2 separate regions of the Homo sapiens genome follow, and region 1 is linked to region 2. The links are chromatin contacts, found by Hi-C or POLR2A ChIA-PET in ENCODE. All regions are on one chromosome and are shown on one strand. Each heading gives the region's core, a stretch centred on a gene start or an enhancer-like site at or near the end of the contact. The rest is flanking DNA. Distances are from core to core; before and after follow the strand shown. Region 1 holds the start of CDK10 (cyclin dependent kinase 10). Region 2 holds the start of CDH15 (cadherin 15).

Region 1 (3,469 bases), core at 970-3,469, 510 kb after region 2:
TATAGGCATGAGCCACTGTGCCTGGTCACAACACCTGCATTTTCTTTTTTTTTTGTTTTTTTTTTTGAGACAGAGTCTCACTCTGTCACCCAGGCTGGAGTGTAGTGGTGTGATCTTGGCTCACTGCAAGCTCCGCCCCGTGGGTTCACACCATTCTCCTGCCTCAGCCTCCCGAGTAGCTGCAACTACAGGCACCCGCCACCATGCCTGCCTAATTTTTTGTATTTTTTAGTGGAGATGGGGTTTCACTGTGTTAGCCAGGATGGTCTCTATCTCCTGACCTCGTGATCGACCCGCCTCAGACTCCCAAAGTGCTGGGATTACAGGCATGAGCCACCACGCCTGGCCAACACCCCCATTTTGTATACCACACTCAACTCCCCCATTTTCTACATGCTGATCAAAACCAATCTGAATGGAGTCTAGGTCTGGCTGTGGGCTGTTGGGAAGAGGCCCCCAAATCTGGCCATCAACTGGCCGCAAAACTGGCCATAAACAAAATCTCTGCTGCACTGTGACATGCTCATGATGGCCATGACTCCCACACTGGAATGAGGGCAAGGAACACCTGGCCCACCCAGGGCGGAAAACCGCTTAAAGGAGTTCCTGAACCACAAACAATAGCATGAGCGATCTGTGCCTTAAGGACGTGCTCCTGCTGCAGATAACTAGCCAGACCCATCCCTTTATTTCCCGTAAGAAGTGCTTTTAATCTATAATCTATAGAAACAATGCTTATCACTGGCTTGCTGTCAATAAATATGTGGGTAAATCTCTGTTCGAGGCTTTCAGCTTCGAAGGCTGTGAGACCCCTGATTTCCCACTCCACACCCTATATTTCTGTGTGTGTTTCTTTAATTCCTCTAGCGCCGCTGGGTTAGGGTCTCCACGACCGAGCTGGTCCCGCAGTGGGCAGTGGTTTGGGCCCGACCGAGCTGGTCCCGCAGTGGGCGGTGGTTTGGGCCCGACCGAGCTGGTCCCGCAGTGGGCGGTGGTTTGGGCCCGACCGAGCTGGTCTCGCAGTGGGCGGTGGTTTGGGCCCGACCGAGCTGGTCTCGCAGTGGTTTGGGCCCTGCTTGCTCGACTGGATTTCAACAGTGAAGCCAGATTAGAGGACATGCTGGCTGCCCCGATCCTGGACCTGGACCAATGGTGCTTCCTAAACATTCCATGTCAACTTTTCTTTTTCCACCTTCCAGGGCTGGGCTGTGAAAGAGATTGGAGAGGCAGGTGCCTGTGAGAGAAGCTTCTACCAGCCTGGGAAGTCAGGTCTTCCATGAGTGAGGGGAGGTATCTACTTTGCCAAACCTTGTTAGGGAATGCTGACATAGCTGCCTCTTCCTGCCCAGAAGCTAAGCTTGAATGCCACCCCTCACAGAGCTTCTCTCCTGTCTTTCACTCACTCCTGCTTATTTCTGTGACAGAACTTGACAGCATGGACATTGCCACTTGCTTCCTTCAGTCTCCTGGAGTCCCCATGTCCTGAACACAGAGGAGGCACCCAAATGCTTGCTGAAGCCACATCCCTGGACCAAGTGACCTGACCCTCACCTGGAGGACCTTCACCTTCACCTCTCACCTGGAGGACCCTCTCACCTGGAAGACTCTCTCACCTGGAGGACCACCCCACCTGAAGGACTCCCAACTGGAGGACCCTCTTACCTGGGGGACCCCCTCCGCTGGAGGACCCTCTCACCTGGAGGACCCTCTTACCTGGAGGGCCCTTCACCTGGGGGACTCCCCCACCTAGAGGATCCTCTTACCTGGAGGTCCCCTCACCTGGGGAACCCCCCCCCCACCTAGAGGATCCTCTTACCTGGAGGGCCCTTCACCTGGGGAACCCCCCCCCCCCACCTAGAGGATCCTCTTACCTGGAGGACCCCCCACCGAGAGGACCCTCCCCCCCCACCTGGAGGACCTCCCCACATGAAGGACTCCCACCTGGAGGACCTTCTTACCTGGGGGAACCCGTCTCACCTGGAAGACCTTCACCTGGGTAATCGCCGTGGCCTCCCACTACGGCGCAGCCGGGTCGGCTGCCCGGGCTTCACCCTAAAATAAGGCCCGAACTGCAGCAGTCGGAGCCGATCCCTGGAGCCCAGCGCCTAGGGCGGACCCGCGGGAGCGTCTCTTGGTAACCGTTGCTAAGGAGAGGAAGCCCGGGAAGGAGCTTTCGCGCCTGCGCCGCGGGGCCGTCCGCGTCTGCGCCTGCGCGCAAGAGAGGCGGGGCCAGCGCTCGGCATGGCGGAGCCAGATCTGGAGTGCGAGCAGATCCGTCTGAAGTGTATTCGTAAGGAGGGCTTCTTCACGGTGCCTCCGGAACACAGGGTGCGCGGGGTGCCACCCGGGCAGCTCTGCCCGCCTCGCTAGCGGCACTGCCCGGCTGGGTCTGGGGAGCCTCGTGTCGCGCTGCCGCGCCGAGGCTTCCGGCACGGGCGGGAACGACAGTCCCAGAGTTCCCCGCGGCGGGGGCGGAAGCCGGGGCGGGGCGGGCTCAGGACCCCCGACAGCCGGTCCCTGGAGATCTGAGGGGCCGGGGCGGGCTCAGGGATGCCTCGCGCCCGCGGAGAGACGGGCCCGGGACTTGGGAAGAGCAAGCTCCGGGATCCAGCTCGGGCGCTGCTGGGTTCAGCGCCCGAGCTGGGCTTTGCAGGCTGAGCCGCGAGCCACTTGTTTGTGGGGAGAATTTACACCCGCGACGAGTTCGAGCTTGAAGGCTCCCGCTGGGCTTGGGCTGCATGGAGCGGGGTCCAGCGCTGCCTGGCGGCTTCACGCGAACCCTGGGCGCGTCCCTTGCGGAGGTGCCGGTGCCTCCCTCTGCAGAGACCAGGAGAGAGCCTCTGGGCGTTGGGCGGTGTTGCCCAGGTGCACGGCTGGTGGGGGTGGAGAGCCCTGAACTTTGGCCGCTGGTTTGTGTTTTTAACTGCTGGCTGGTGCTCTGAGAGGCCAAGCCACGTGTTCAGTAAGAATCATTAACAGATCGTGGCTGGATGACAACAGGAGCCACACTTTACTCATCCAGACGTGCAGCAGGCGCTCACCGCGTTGAGAGCCGTGTGCTGGACTCTGGGGTGAAGTAGTGAGTTGGCCTTTTCTTTTTTGTTGTTTTTTTGAGACAGGGTCTAGCGCTCTCGCCCAGGCTGGAATGCAGTGGCGTGATCACGGCTCAGTGCATCGTCAGCCTCCTGGGCTCAAGTGATCTTCCTGCCTCGGCCTCCCAAGTGCTGGAATTACAGGCGTGAGCCACCGCCCCCAGCCTGGCCTGGCATTTCTTTGAGTTCAGGAAGTGTGACAAGGATTTGGACACCCAGAAATAAGCGTGTCGAGAAGAGCACAAGCAGAGGATGTGAGAAGGGGAATTAAGGCGGGAAAGGGAGTTTGAGACTAGGCCATCAGTGAGTGACAGGCCAGATGCTTCTGACTCGGTCCCCAGGTGTCAGGAAGGAATCAGACTGAGGACAAATGCGGC
Region 2 (3,542 bases), core at 168-2,667:
CTACACCCCAGCCCCAGAGGCCTCCCAGTCTGGAGATGGACTCCCTGCCCTCTCTCATCTTGGAGCAGTGAGCGCTAGGGACAGTCCTGGCCTGAGCCTCCCGGGCAGCCTGGCCTCCTTTCAAGCAGGCCAAGTGCACAGATGCTGCCTGCACCTGCACAGCCACCCGCCGTCGACAGGAGAGCAGAGGTACCGGGTCTGCTCCCATCACAGAGAGGAACGGGCTCCCCGGCCCGGCCCTGGGCTGGTCGGCAACCCCCACTCCCCACCCTGCCTGCTCAAAAGAAAGGATCCTCCTGCCTCCAGCCCCCTCCACCCCCTCTCCAGGACCTTCCTGACCGTGCGCTGGGCCTGTGCAGGTGTTGAGCCACACCCACACCATCCCAGGGGGCGGGGTCTCGAAGGGGAGAACAGGTGCCACAGTCAACAGGAGGGAGGGCTTCTGGCCGAGGTGGCAAGGAGGCTCCAGGAGGCGGCAGCGTTGACCTTGGGTGTTGAGGGATGATGAGAAGGAGTTCTGTAGGAAGGAAGGTGCTCCAGGCAGGGGGCCTCGGGGAACAAGGGGATGCTGGAGGAGGTGCGTGGACTGGGGGAATTGGGGGTGTCCTACGAGCCACGCTGGTATCAGAGGCGTGTGAACCAGAGCAGTTCCATACTGAATAAGAGCTGGGCAAAATGAGGTCGCGAGGAGGTGCGTGGAAGGCGGGCCTAGCGTTCAGTGGGATGCGGGGAGGCGCAGGAGACGCAGCCAGAGAGGCGAGGGGCCCAAGGAAGTGCTCAAGAGGTGTCCCCCGGCAGGGACTACAATGCAGATTCCCTGGAGCAGGGGCGAGCCGGGCCCAAGGAGCAGGAAATGAAGAAGCCAGGAATCCCAGCTGGTCCCTGACCCGGACGCACCCACCCTGCCTTCCCCACAGCCTGGCCTCTGGCTCTGCTCCCAACGCAGCAAGCCGGGGTATCTCCGACCTAGCCCTGGCCCTGCCCGCCGGAACCCCGCAAAAGCTATCACTCAGCCCTCGGCCCCGCCCCGGCCCCACCCCGGCCCCACCCCGCACTCTCACAAGGTGTCACTCAGCCCTCGGCCCCGCCCCGCCCGCCCCATCCTCCTCTGGCTCCGCCCCACCAGCCTCGTGCGGTCACCGCCCCGCCGGCGCACCTGCGCTGTCACTCAGCCCTCGGCCCCGGCCCCGCCCCGCCTGCCCCACTCGCACACGGGCTATCACTCAGCCTGCGCCCCGCCCTAGCTCGCCAGAGGCTCCGCCCCACCCGCCTGCCAACACGCTGTCACTCAGCCTTAGCCCTGCCCAGGCCGGCCCTCGGCCCGTCAGAGGCCTCCTTCGTGCTGTCACTCAGCCCTTGCCCCGCCCCCTCCCCGCCCCCCTCACACGTGCTGTCTCTGTCTCTGGCCCTGGCCCGCCCCGCGCACTTGCGCTGTCACTCAGCCTGGACGCGCTTCTTCGGGTCGCGGGTGCACTCCGGCCCGGCTCCCGCCTCGGCCCCGATGGACGCCGCGTTCCTCCTCGTCCTCGGGCTGTTGGCCCAGGTAAGGCATCGGCACCTGCGGGGGTCCCCGCTGCCTCCCTCGACGCTGCGGGACAGTGTCTTCAACTGCAGCCGCACAGGTCTCCCCCAGAACCACTGGCCCTGGTCGCCTTTGGGGGCCTGTGAGCGGAGTGGCTCCGGGTGGGTCCCTGGGCTGGGGGCAGCACCCCAGGGGTTGTGGGGAGTGAGTGTAACCAAACACTCCATCTGGTGGAATCACCCCCAGGACTGCAGAGTGCTGCTGGGGTCAGGGACCCCAGGCAGGGGCCACCCAGGTAGCCGTGCCCTCTCTTTGGAGGAACCGCTGCCGGGGTCTGGGGGTTGCCAGTCTTGAGTGGAGCAGAGAGAGGGGGGAGCGGCAGGAGTGCCCCTCTCTGGGGGGCTGGGGGCCAGGTTTCTATAGGGACTCCCTGCGGTGGGCACAGGACCCCTGGCTAGTCTTGGGTTTTGTCCAAACCCCCCACCCCAAGTTCCTGGCCAGCAGGGGTGGCTGCAGGCCCTGCCCCCAGGAACTCACCCTCACGGCTACTTCTCGATTGGGAGGGCCCAGCCCGAGCCAGGTCGCAACACACGGCCTTGCAGAGTGGCGTGTGGCAGCCCTGGGGGCTCTGTTCCTGGGCTTCACCTGGGACCCTGCCGCAGCTGCCTGGGGTGATCAGGCCTGGGGGCCCAGCCCCCAGAGGCTGCTGGACTCTGCCCCTAAAAATCTTGTCTGGACTGCTGGCACCGTGGTCTCTCCAACGTGGGAGCAAGCCAGAGTGGAAGGAAGCCCAGGCCTCAGCCCCCCACACCCGACATGGGTACTGCCTAGCTGGAGCCACGTCTCCTCACACCCTAGGGGGACCTAGACATGGAGGATGTGGCCTCAGTGGCTTCAGCCCCCAGGGACTGGGCTGGGCTGGGGCATGGCCGGCTGTGGTTGGGACGTCACTGGGTACAAGAGGGCAGCCTCTCTCTGGCCAATTCGAGAGAGAATGCACATAAAGGGCTTAGCGGTGCTCACAGTATTCATTGCTCTTGTGGTCCTGGGGTGGTCAGGGAGTGCTGGACACAGTGAGTAAGGGAAGCCACTCCTTTCCCAGCCCCCACTGAAGGGGCTTCCTGAGTCCCCTCATTCCCACAGGCCTCCCAGCTCCAGCTGGCTCCAATTTCAGCCCCTGGCAGCTGACCAGGCGCCTGGCCAGCCAGACCCTCCAGCAGCTGCCCCTGAGGGCACCACGGCTCCTGCCACCCCCGACTCCCCCATCTGGAGACAGTGGTGGGGGGAGACAGTGGCTCAGCATGCGTGCTCACCCCCCGGCCCTCCACCCCTCAGCCCTCTGCCGGGGAGCGCAGGCTGGGGGGCTCCATGCCTCCAGGGCCCTTCCCCACCTGCTCTGGGGACAGGGTTTCTTCCCTGGCACCCCAACCCAGGGCATGGTGGTGGGGAGGCTGGCGCCTGTGAAAACATTCCTCCAGACCTCTTCCTTTGGATTTGGGAGTGTCTGCCTTTCAAAAGGCCCCAGGGGGCTCTGTGGCAGGTGGGGAGGCAGGCAGGACCTCTCCCTCCTCAGAAGCCTTCCCTCTCACTGTCCCTTCTTTTCTCGCCCAGGGCTGGGGGACAATAACCCCCTCCCCCGACAGCTGGAGGCTGGGGGAGGTGGTGGAGGTGGGGGCCAGATGGCAAGGGGACTATCGCCAAGGCTCAAATTCACTCCACTGTGAGGCAAAATATGTCAGTGTCAGGACCCTGCCTGCCCCTCCCCCAGCAGCTCAGCTTTCAGGACTGTGAGCTCTCCTGGGCAGCCTTGGGGTCCTGGGCCGCCTCCTGGTGAGCCCCCAGGCAGGCAGCGTGGGCCCATCAGGGCCTTCTACAAGTGAGGGGTTGCTCCCCTGCTCGGGCCACCTCTGATTGCTGAGCTCACTCAGCCCCACCCGGAGGGTGTCTTCAGAACTGGCCCCTCTCAGCCCTGCTGCACCTACACCATCCCTAGTTGCTGGTTCTACACCTGGGACCCCAC

Evidence for each region. Hi-C counts contacts between places; a loop is a spot of excess contacts on that map. ChIA-PET counts read pairs that join two places held with the same protein, here RNA polymerase II (POLR2A). Pooled maps may share reads with other maps.
Region 1: a map of naive thymus-derived CD4-positive, alpha-beta T cell shows a loop between it and region 2 (16-fold over the local background). The contact joins the promoter of CDK10 here to the promoter of CDH15 in region 2. A Hi-C loop is called at or near these places in 1 of 168 maps with a recorded cell type or tissue (naive thymus-derived CD4-positive, alpha-beta T cell) and 5 of 50 pooled maps. POLR2A ChIA-PET finds 5 or more read pairs at or near these places in 3 of 52 experiments (HEK293 and activated CD4-positive, alpha-beta T cell).

The regions. Positions count from the first base shown.
Region 1 is chr16:89,684,470-89,687,938 of GRCh38, forward strand. It overlaps CDK10 (cyclin dependent kinase 10), which reads left to right and starts at 2,220. Exons shown (of 13, transcript NM_052988.5): 1 at 2,220-2,328. The coding sequence starts at 2,242. LINC02166 (long intergenic non-protein coding RNA 2166) reads right to left here and starts at 2,443. Exons shown (of 3, transcript NR_184152.1): 1 at 1,978-2,443; 2 at 341-1,206. RefSeq lists a silencer at 2,405-2,654.
Region 2 is chr16:89,170,331-89,173,872 of GRCh38, forward strand. It overlaps CDH15 (cadherin 15), which reads left to right and starts at 1,418. Exons shown (of 14, transcript NM_004933.3): 1 at 1,418-1,543. The coding sequence starts at 1,502. RefSeq lists a silencer at 854-1,493.